Regions from separate parts of the Homo sapiens genome. Here region 1 is linked to region 2. The links are chromatin loops, found by intact Hi-C in ENCODE. Cell type or tissue: CD4-positive, alpha-beta T cell. All regions are shown on one strand. Each heading gives the region's core, and the rest is flanking DNA. Links, peaks and the distances in the headings are about the cores only.

The links. A loop is a pair of places that touch in the nucleus more often than their neighbours do. Peaks named below come from ENCODE experiments on the same cell type or tissue, not always from the same donor. Only the 100,000 strongest peaks of a DNase experiment are listed, where the experiment ranks them.
Region 1: a loop joins it to region 2, with 1.9 times the contacts of the local background. A loop is called at or near these places in 3 of 110 quality-filtered maps.

The regions. Positions count from the first base shown.
Region 1 is chr6:37,153,086-37,158,460 of GRCh38, forward strand. No RefSeq gene overlaps it. Among named protein-coding and RNA genes, the nearest start is that of PIM1, 14 kb to the right of the region's middle. In CD4-positive, alpha-beta T cell, for the core only: no CTCF peak of the experiment used is centred there; a DNase peak (open chromatin) is centred at 2,586; H3K27ac peaks cover 727 bases.
Region 2 is chr6:37,069,479-37,074,853 of GRCh38, forward strand. No RefSeq gene overlaps it. Among named protein-coding and RNA genes, the nearest start is that of FGD2, 67 kb to the left of the region's middle. RefSeq lists silencers at 1,513-1,562, 1,613-1,662, 2,317-2,386, 2,615-2,909, 3,155-3,449. In CD4-positive, alpha-beta T cell, for the core only: no CTCF peak of the experiment used is centred there; no DNase peak of the experiment used is centred there.

The DNA of each region.
Region 1 (5,375 bases), core at 110-5,109, 84 kb after region 2:
TCAAAAAAAAAAACAAAAGAGAGTAATTTCTTGAACACTTTAATAGCTAATATCTAAAGACTATTAACACTCACCCAAAAATAAGATTTTCTTGTCATAGGCTGGGCTTGGATGGGAGTTATTGGATTTCAGAGTCAGTATTTTTGTAAAATCTTTCTTTTTTCTTGAGATGGAGTTTTGCTCTTGTTGCCCAGGCTGGAGTACAACGGCGTGATCTTGGTTCACTGCAACCTCTGCCTCCCAGGTTCAAGCGATTCTCCTGCTTCGGCCTCCCACATAGCTGGGATTACAGGTGCCCGCCACCACATCCAGCTAATTTTTTTTATTTTTAGTAGAGACGGGGTTTCACCATGTTGACCAGGCTGGTCTCGAACTCCTGGCCTCATGATCCATCCACCTCAGCCTCCGAAAGTGCTGGGATTACAGGCATGAGCCACCGCGCCTGGCTCACTCCTTCCTTCCTTCCTTCATCTTTCCTTCCTTCCTTCTCTTTCCTTCCTTTTCTTTCTTTCTCTCTTTTTCTTTCTTTCTTTTTTCTTCCTCTCTCGCTTTCTTTCTTTTTTTTTTTTTTTTGACAGAGTCTTAGCCAGGCACAGTTACTCATGCTTGTAACCCCAGCACTTTGGGAGCCTGAGGCAGGCGGTCACTTGAACTTAGGAGTTTGAGATCAGCCTTGGAAACATGGTGAAACCCCATCTCTACAAAAAATACAAAAATTAGCCAGGCATGGTGGCACATGCCTGGAGCCCCTGCTACTTGGAAGGCTGAGGCAGGAGGATCACTTGAGCCTGGGGAGGTGGAGGCTGCAGTGAGCTGTGATCGCATGCCACCGCACCCCAGCTTGGGCGACAGACTGAGAATCTGTCTTAAAAAAAAAAAAAGTGAAAAACAGAGAATCTTGCTCTGTTGTCCATGCTGGAGTACAGTGGCACAATCTCAGCTCCCTGCAAATTCCACCTCCTGGGCTCAAGTGATCCTCCCTTCTCAGCTTCCAGAGTAGCTAGGACTATAGGTATGTGCCATCAGCCTGGCTAATTTTTGTATTTTTTTATAGAGACAGGGTTTTACCATGTTGCCCAGGCTGGCCTTGAACTCCTGGGCTCAAGCGATCTACCTGTCTTGGCCTCCCAAAGTGCTGGGATTACAGGTGTGAGCCACTGTGCCTGGTGTAAAATTTTTCATAAAGTGTATTAGTCTGCTAGAGCTGTCATAACAAAGGACTACACAATCTGGATGCCTTAAACAACAGAAATTAAATTTTGATCCAATTCTGGAGATTAGAAGTCCAAGGTCCTGATGTCTGTAGGGTCAGTTTCTTTTGAAGCCACTCTCCTGGGCTTGTAGACAGGTGTCTTCTCAGGGGTAGAGCATTTGACTGCAGATGGCTGTCTTCTCCTCCCTGTATTTTCTTTTTTTTTTTTTTCCCCTTTGTTATTGTTGTTGGAGACAGGGTCTTACTCTATCCCAGGCTGGAGTGCGGTGGTACAATCATGACTCACTACACTCTCGAACTCCTAGGCTCAAGCAATCCTCCCACTTCAGCCTCCTGAGTAGCTGGGACTACAGGTGCATACCACCATGCCTGGTTATTTTAAAAAATATCTATTTTTTGGTAGAGACCGGGGTCTCACTATGTTCCCCAGGATGGTCTTGAACTCCTGGCCTCAAGCAATTTTTTTTTTTTTTTTTTTTTTTTTTTAGACAGAGTCTTGCTCTGTCGCCCAGGCTGGAGTGTAGTGGTGTGATCTCGGCTCACTGCAACCTCTGCCTCCTGGGTTCAAGTGATTCTCCTGCCTCAGCCTCCCAAGTAGCTGGGATTATAGGTGCCCACCACAACATCCAGCTAATTTTTTTGTATTTTTAGTAAAGATGGGCTTTTACCATGTTGGCCAGGCTGGTCTCGAACCCCTGTCCTCACGTGATCCGCCCGTCTTGGCCTCCCAAAGTGCTGGGATTACAGGCATAATCCACCACACCCAGCCTCATCTCCTCTTCTTATAAGGATACCAGTCATATTGCATTAGGGTCTACACATATGACCTCATTTTACCCTAATTACTTCTTAAAGGCCCTATCTCCAAATACAGTTATATTTTCTGAGGTACTAGGGAGTTAGGACTTTTACATGAATTTTGGGGGACACAATTCAATCCGTTACATAAAGTAAACCTAAAAGTATTAATCATCATATGAAAAGAGTAGGATAATGGGATGTTGGTTTTCTGCCGAGCCATATTCACTCCTGTGGTTCAGTTTTAGAAATATTTATTAATATCCACTGTGTTCAAGTCTTGATGCTAGGGAAACAAAAACTGCAAGGACACAGGCTCTGCCTTCCAGGAGTTCACAGACTCTCTGGAGAGCCATGAGACAGACCATGGGTTCTGAAACCCCAAGGTACACTGGAGTCGCCTGGAGTGCTTATCAAAACACAGATCGCTGGGCTCCACCCCCGGAGTTTCTGATTCAGTGGGCAGGCAGTGGGCCCGATAATTTGCATTTCTGACAAGTTTCCAGGTGCTGCTGGTCCGAAGACCACACACTTTCAGAACTACCGAACTAGACATATCAAGAGCACGTGTGATGTGTATGATTGAGGTGGCACAGGTGCACAGAGACGAGACCATTTTCTGTTTTCATGCTAAAGCAGTTGAGGAGACAACTGGGAAAGTCCCTCTGCACCTGAAAATTCCCCAGGAAAAGTTCTAGTTAGCATTTAGACCTTGAACTTGTAAACATATTACAGCAAAAAATATGCATTGCCTATGCCATTAATTTGCCACTTGGTAAATACTACCTTTCGTTACTAATTATATCTCTATAAGAACCTAGGGTAACAATAAAGTCTGAGTTCACTATCCTTGTTCTGCAAATGCTATGAGAACTTTGGCAAATTACTTCCTGTCTCTGAGATTTGGTTTTGGTCATCTGTAAAATAGAGATTAGGACAGTCAAGGTGGTTTGCACCTGTAGTTCTAGCACTTTGGGAGGCCAAGGTGGGAGGATTGCTTGATGCCAGGATTTTGAGACTAGCCTGGGCAACAGAACAAGACCCCCATCTCAAATTATATTTAAAAATGTTTTTGAGACAGGTTCTCACTCTGTTGCCCAGGCTGGAGTGCAGTGGTGTGATCATAGCTCACTGCAACCTCAAGCAATCCTCCCACCTCAGCCTCCTGAGAGGCTGGGACCACAGTCGCATGCCACTACGCCTTGCTAATTTTTAAAAAATTTTGGGGGCTGGATGTGTTGGTTCAGGCCTGTAATCGTAGTACTTTGGGAAGCTGAGGCTGGTGGATCACTTGAGCTCAGGAATTTGAGACCAGCCTGGGCCACATGGCAAAACTCTGTCTCTACAAAAAATACAAAAATTAGCTGGTCATTGTGGCATGTGCCTGTAGTCCCAGCTACTTGGAAGGCTGAGGTGAGAGGATCACTCGTGCCCGAGAGGTTGAGACTGCAATGAGCCGAGGTTGTGCCACTGCACTCCAGCCTGGGCGACAGAGTGAGACTGTCTCAAAAAAACAACACACATACCCACACACCAACTCCACACACAAATTTTAGGTAGATACAGGGTCTCACTCTTGCCCAGGCTGGTCTCAAACTCCTGGGTTCAGCATTCCTCCTGCCTCGGCCTCCCAAAGTGCCGGGATTACAAGTGTGAGCCACTATGCCTGGCCTATATGTGATTCCTTAAGCAGGAATTAGGACCATATCTTTTGCCTCTGTATATAACTCCATGTATTTAGCACAGTACTTTAAACATAGTAGCTGTTCAGTAAAGGTTTATTAATTAATTGACCAAATCAGTCAGTATCACTGCAAGATACAAAAGATTCTTATGGGCCAGGTGAAGTGGCTCACGCCTATAATCCCAACACCTTGGGAGGTCGAGGCGGGCGGATCACGAGGTCAGGAGTTAGAGACCAGCCTGACCAACATGGTGAAACCCCATCTCTACTAAAAATACAAAAATTAGCTGGGCGTGGTGGCAGGTGCCTGTAATGCCAGCTACTCAGGAGGCTGAGGCAGGAGAATAGCTTAAACCCGGGAGGTGGAGGTTGCAGTGAGCCAAGATTGCGCCACTGCACTCCAGCCTGGGCGACAGATTGAGACTCCAACTCAAGAAAAAAAAAAAAAGATTCTTATCTTACTGCTATAAAGATTGTAGTTTCCCTTTAAGCTAAGGCTAACCCTTACCCCATATGCCTGGCCACTAAAAGCTCTCATTTTTAGCAGCCATTCTTCTTTGACACTACTCACCTACATGGTCAACTTTTAACATTGTTCCAATCACCATTCATTTCTTTTGCACACATATTGAAGGAAATTATCCATGAACTCTATTGTCTTTCCATTCATTACCTTACATCCTGATTGTATTTAATCTGGCTCAGAGCCCTCCATGCTCTGAGTGTGAACTCTAACACACAAAGAGCTACCCCATACATTGTCCCCCAATTAGGGCTTGTGTCTGTCTGATCTGTAGACCTTGGGCAAGTTATTTACCTTCTTGGGTAAAATAATAAGATAACTAAAGAAAAAAAGTGTCATACAGATATAAATAACATGTACAAATGTGTATGTGCCATATATATGCCCCATAAAGTGATTAGTTAGAATAGTTCTTAGCACATAGTAATTGCTCAGTTAATATTATATATTATCTCTACAAATTAGACTATATCTATTTCTCTAGGTCTTTGACTTAGGAATCTGGCAATCTTAATTTATAGAAGCACTTTTCTGAAAGAGGTAAAAATTTTCTTTGAAATCTCTCTATATATTTTTTATTTATTTTATTTTTTTGAGACGGAGGGAGCCCCAGGCTGGAGTGCAGTGGTGCAATCTCTGCTCACTGCAAGCTCTGCCTCCCGGGCTCACGCCATTCTCCTGCCTCAGCCTCCCCAGTAGCTGGGACTACAGGCGCCCGCCACCACGCCCGGCTAATTTTTTGTCCTTTTAGTTGAGACGGGGTTTCACTGTGTTAGCCAGGATGGTCTCGATCTCCTGACCTCGTGATCCGCCCGCCTCGGCCTCCCAAAGTGCTGGGATTACAGGCATGAGCCACTGCACCCTGCCTATTTTTTTATTTTTTATTTTTTTGAGACGGAGTCTCGCTCTGTGGCTCAGGCTGGAGTGCAGTGGCGCGATCTCGGCTTACTGCAAGCTCTGCCTCCCAGGCTCACGCCATTCTCCTGCCTCAGCCTCCCCAGTAGCTGGGACTACAGGCGCCCGCCACCACGCCCGGCTAATTTTTTGTCTTTTTAGTTGAGACGGGGTTTCACTGTGTTAGCCAGGATGGTCTCAATCTCCTGACCTCCTGATCCGCCCACCTCGGCCTCCCAAAGTGCTGGGATTATAGGCGTGAG
Region 2 (5,375 bases), core at 84-5,083:
CCTCATGTAATAGATGAAGAAACTGATGTTCAGAGAGGATATGAGTCCATTGGCAGGTAGATTAGAGAGGAGAAACTCAGAACCAGGTTTGCTGACCTCATGTCCAGGCTGTTTTCATCACACTGAGTGGTCTCCCTTTCCTCCCAGAAGAGGCCTTCACTGTGCTGTGCTACCACTGCCGCTAGCCTTCTCTGTTTGAAGGTGAACTGGCCTTAGTTGCTTCATGTGTTTCAACTTGTCTACTGCAACTCAAATGTGGTAATGCATGAGGGCTTGGTAGTAACATAATGCATGATGGCTGCATAGGTTTTCTGTCCATAGTGTCCAGCACTTGTGAGCATACGGTAGGTGCTCAATAAGTGCTGATGGTTCCAAATGCAGTTTCGCAAAATGTAGAGGTCCAAATCCCACCCTCCGAGTATGGATTAGGATTCTCTGCAGATTCGAAGAGCTCCCCTAGGAGTCTGATCACATTCCAGTTTGAAAATCACAGAGAGAAAGGATGCTTATCCAGCCCCCTCAACTCTCAAAAACATAGCCATGAACCAGGAAATTAGCAAAGATATGTAAACGAGCAACCAAACTGAACCTTATAAATTCCATGCATAAAAGCTGAAGCATCCGAGTCTTCAAGAAACTGCTGTTCCCTCTCTCTGTACCTATAAACCTTTACTTTATATGTAATTCTAAGGAGCTTGGTGAGTTGGTTTCTTAGTCCACAGTTCACTGGAAGCGTGCTTAGGAACAGCTATGAGAAACTGCAAGCTGAGGCCAGGCATGGTGGCTCACACCTGTAATCCCAGCACTTTGGGAGGCCGAGGTGGGTGGATTACCTGAGTTCAGGATTTCAAGACCAGCCTGGCCAACATGGTGAAACCTTGTCTCTACTAAAAATACAAAAATTAGCTGGGTGTAGTGGCACGTGCCTGTAATCCCAGCTACTTGGGAGGCCGAGGCACAAGAATCGCTTGAACCTGGGAAGCGGAGGTTGCACTGAGCTGAGATGGCACCACTGCACTCCAGCCCAGGTGACAGAGCAAGGCTCCATGTCAAAAAGAAAAAAGAAAAAAAGAAAATTAACTGTGTTGTCAAAAGGAGCCCAGCCTTCCCCTCAGTGCTCTGGCATCGCCAGCTGTGCTTGCAGTGATTGCTTCACCACACTCCACGGACAGGGTCCAACCTTCCAACTTGTGTGCTGCATAGTAGTTAACAGCACAGATTTTGAAGCCAGGCTTGCTGGGTTCAAATCCTGGCTCTGCCACCACTGAGTTGTGTTTATTATTCAATTCTGTATGCTATCAGGGTGTGGTGGTTCACATCTGTAATCCCAGCACTTTGGGAGGCTGGGGTGGGAGGATTGTTGGAGGCCAGGAGTTTGAGACTACCCTAGGCAACATAGTGAGACCCCGTCTCTACAAAAAAATATAACAACTAGCCAGCCATGATGGCACGTGCCTGTAGTCCCAGCTTCTCAGGAAGCTGAGGTGGGAGGATCACTTGAGCCTGGGAGGTCAAGGCTGCACTGAGCCATGACCGCACCACTCCCCTCCAGCCTGGGCAACAGAGTGAGACCCTGACTCAAAACAAAAACAAGGCCGGGCACGGTGACTCACGCCTGTAATCCCAGCACTTTGGGAGGCCGAGGTGGGTGGATCACGAGGTCAGAAGTTCAAGACCAGCCTGACCAATATGGTGAAACCCTGTCTCTACTAAAAATGCAAAAATTAGCCGGGTGTGGAGGCACTCACCTGCAATCCCAGCTACTCGGGAGGCTGGGGCAGGAGAATCGCTTGAACCTGGGAGGCGGAGGTTGCAGTGAGTGGAGGTTGCGCCACTGTACAACAGCCTGGGCGACAGAGAGAGACTCCGTCTCAAAAAAACAAAAACAAAAACAAAAACAAAACAAAAACTCTGTATGCTTACCTGTTCCCTTACCCCTTATTCCCCAAAGTGGGGTCCAACAGGACCTGGAAGCTTATTAGGGAGGCAGAATGTCAGACCCAGAGCAGGTGAATTAGGATCATTACTGTAAGACGTTTATGTGCACATTGGAGTGTGAGAAGCCCGCAATAAATAATGTTAAATGAATGAAATTGGGCATTCTAATACATGAAAGTCCCAGGAGCATCAACAGGATAGAGAAGGGTGTGGGAGCAGAGGGCTGGCCCTTGAGGGAAGGAGAGGAGCTTGATATAAAAAAAGAGAAAGTGCAGGAGGCTGAGCACTCAGAAGGACTTGGCTCAGCCACTTTCCCAGCTGGATTCCTTGGGATTCAGTGTCCTCATTGGTGCAATGGAGTGGCTGATGCCCACCTTGCAGAGCTGTGAATAGGAGGGGAGATAAGTACAGAAGGCACAGCACAGGAAGGGCCCTCAGGCTGTCACAGTGGCAGGCTCACACCCTCACCCAAAGCCCTGGGGCCAGAGCTTTGCGGTTTCAGAAAGTTCACCCGATGCATGTGCTGACACTACATAACACTCCAGCAGGGTCTGGGCAGTGCCCTTAATTAAACACAGCAAATTTCTGCAGGAAAATGCCTGAGCAGTGAGAGACAACGTAAAGATTTTTAAATAACCTCACACCAGGTCAGGTCAGGTTTGTGGCCAAATGAGTTTATATCAAACTTGTAGGGGGGAAAAGAAGTCTGCTTTTTTAGAGCTTTTGGTTTTTAGAATTGCAGATCAGGGAGTGTGAAGCTGAATGACAAAGGAGGAGGGGCAGCCTTCGATGGGGATGGTAAGGAGATCCCACCAAGCTTAGCAGGGGATGCAGGAAGGGCTGAGTGGTTTGCCTGCAGGGGCAAGTCCACATGTAGAAGGAGGGGGCAGAAAGCATGCCATCAGCAGGCCAGGTGCGGTGGCTCACGCCTGTAATCCCAGCACTTTGGGAGGCCAAGGCGGGCAGATCACCTGAGGTCGGGAGTTCGAGACCAGCCTGACCAATATGGACAAACCCCATCTCTACTAAAAATATAAAATTAGCCAGGCGTGGTGGCACATGCCTGTAATCCCAGCTACTCGGGAGGCTGAGGCAGGAGAATCGCTTAAAGCCAGGAGTCAGAGGTTGCAGTGACCAAGATCACGCCATTGTACTCCAGCCTGGGCAATAAGAGCGAAACTCAGTCTGAAAAAAAAGGGAAGGAAGGAAGGAAGGAAGGAAGGAAGGAAGGAAGGAAGGAAGGCAGGCAGGCAGGCAGGCAGGCCATCAGAGGCCTTTGAGACAGGAGGGACCCTGCCACACGAACAGTAGGAAGTCACCAAGGCTAGGGTCTGAACAGGAGTATGACCTAATCAAAGACAGAGAGCAACAGATTTGTCAGGCTTGCAAACAAACAGGAAGAGGGCATCCTAGAGTTACCCCATCCCCCGGCCCTACTTGAATTTCTGAGCCTGGGAGGAAGAGTGGATGCACCTCACATACACACGGCCCTCACCAAAAACACACATGAAAAAGGCTCTCATGTTCTATCAGACTGTCAGGGGCAGCCCATAGGGCCTTATCTACTACATAGGCACATGTAAAATTATAATGTATTATAGCAAAAAATTAACATAATTCAAATTTTGTGTGCCAGATGCCATGAACATGTTCTTTTTTTTTTTTTTTCTGGTCTCTAATTCTTACAGCAGCCCTGTGAGGTATGAATCCTTGTTCTATTTTACAGAGGAGGACATGAAGGCTCAGGTTGCCCAAGAAAGTCCAGGGTCACATGGTTGATTCATCTAAGGCCAGTGCCTGAGTGCCCTCCATTGAACAACACTGCTAGGCCAGAAGTCACTGAGGATGACTGAGGCCAAGGCAAGAAAGGGACAAGTCAGAGGGCTGAGATCTGGAAGACAGAGTGTGTCCTGCAGCCTCAAAAACCCCTGATTCACTCTTCGGCTCTCCCCTCAACCTTCCTGTACCCTTATGCTTTGGGTGTATCTCTTGTAAACCCCAGAGTTGGGATTTGTTCTTTATCCATTCTGACAATCTTTATATTTTAATAGGAGCATTTAGTCCATTTATATTTAATGTAATTACAGATATATATGGAATTAAATCTACTCTGTGCTTGCTATTGATTTCATCTGTCCTATGTTCGTTTTTCTCTCCTTTTTTCCCTTTCTTTTGGTATTAGGGTTTTTTTTTGTTGTTGTTTTTTATGTTTTTCTTTTTGCTATTGAATTTTCCCCTCTATTAGTTGGGAGGTTATATGTCCTTTTCTGTTTGACTTTGCCCTCAACTCAATTTTTTGAGAATTAAGTGAGTGTGTGTGTGTAAAGTGTCTTGTACCACTAGTCCTATAGCTTAGGATGGTGTTAGGCAGGCCTGGGTTAGAACCCTGACTCTGGCACGTTCTAGCTGTATATTCCTTTTAGCTGCTTTCCCCTAAGCCTCAGTTTCTGTATCTGTTAAACATGGATGATGGAACCCAATACACAGCTTATTGTGACACTTTAGTGAGCTTACAGGATACCAAGTGTTCTGCCTAAGAGCACAGAAAAAGGGCTCAACAAATGCTTGTCCCCTTCCCCTCTCCAGACTTTGCCTTTCTATGTCCAGGAAGAATTGGCCCTGGATGGAAGCTGCCCAAGAGCCTAGCTGCATAGCTTGGCTTGACCGCAGGAAACCTTCCCAGAAGAAATCTCTCTGGAATGAGATGTTCCCAGGGTACAAATGGTCTGTAGCATCATCAGTGGACAGCACAGCCTCAGTCTGGGAAGTGGGAGGTTGCTGGGAAATTCTGCTGAAATGGAGGAGGGATGGAGTGTAATGATTGGTATCCCACGGGAGACTAAAGAAGTGGAGAGGATTGCCCAACAGTGTGTGTGTCTCCAGCCCTGCCCGGGAAGAGGGGCCTGACTGGAGAGTGGCGGCCTCCTCTTCTTGGAGGCAGGTGTGTCCTCTTGGAGAGCAGAGCAGTGACTCACCAGACTGCCACAGCTTGTTATAAATATCCCCTGAGACACCTAACTCCCTCGGCCCTGGTTCTATATTAGCACAAGCTGCGCTCCATTATTCCATAATTAATTAGGTTTCCTAGGCACCTCAAGACTGGAAGAGGGTGTCCCAACCTGCTGTGGACACAAATATTACAAACTACATGGCAGCCGCGACCCCCAACTGTGAATCGAAAAACGAGTGCATGTGCGCTCCCTCTCTCTCACTTTCTCTCTCTCTCTCACTCTCGCTCTCATCTATTTACCTATTTACAAATCAGCTTTGGGTGAATTTTGCAAGATGAGGGCCAGCCAAATGTCCCCTGTTTGAATAATCCTAAAATTTCAGAGACAGATCCAGTAATCCAAACCAACCTCACTCTCATTTACTTAACCCCTTTGGGGAAACTGAGGCCCCAAGAGGGGATGAGGATCCATACCTCAGAATGAGAC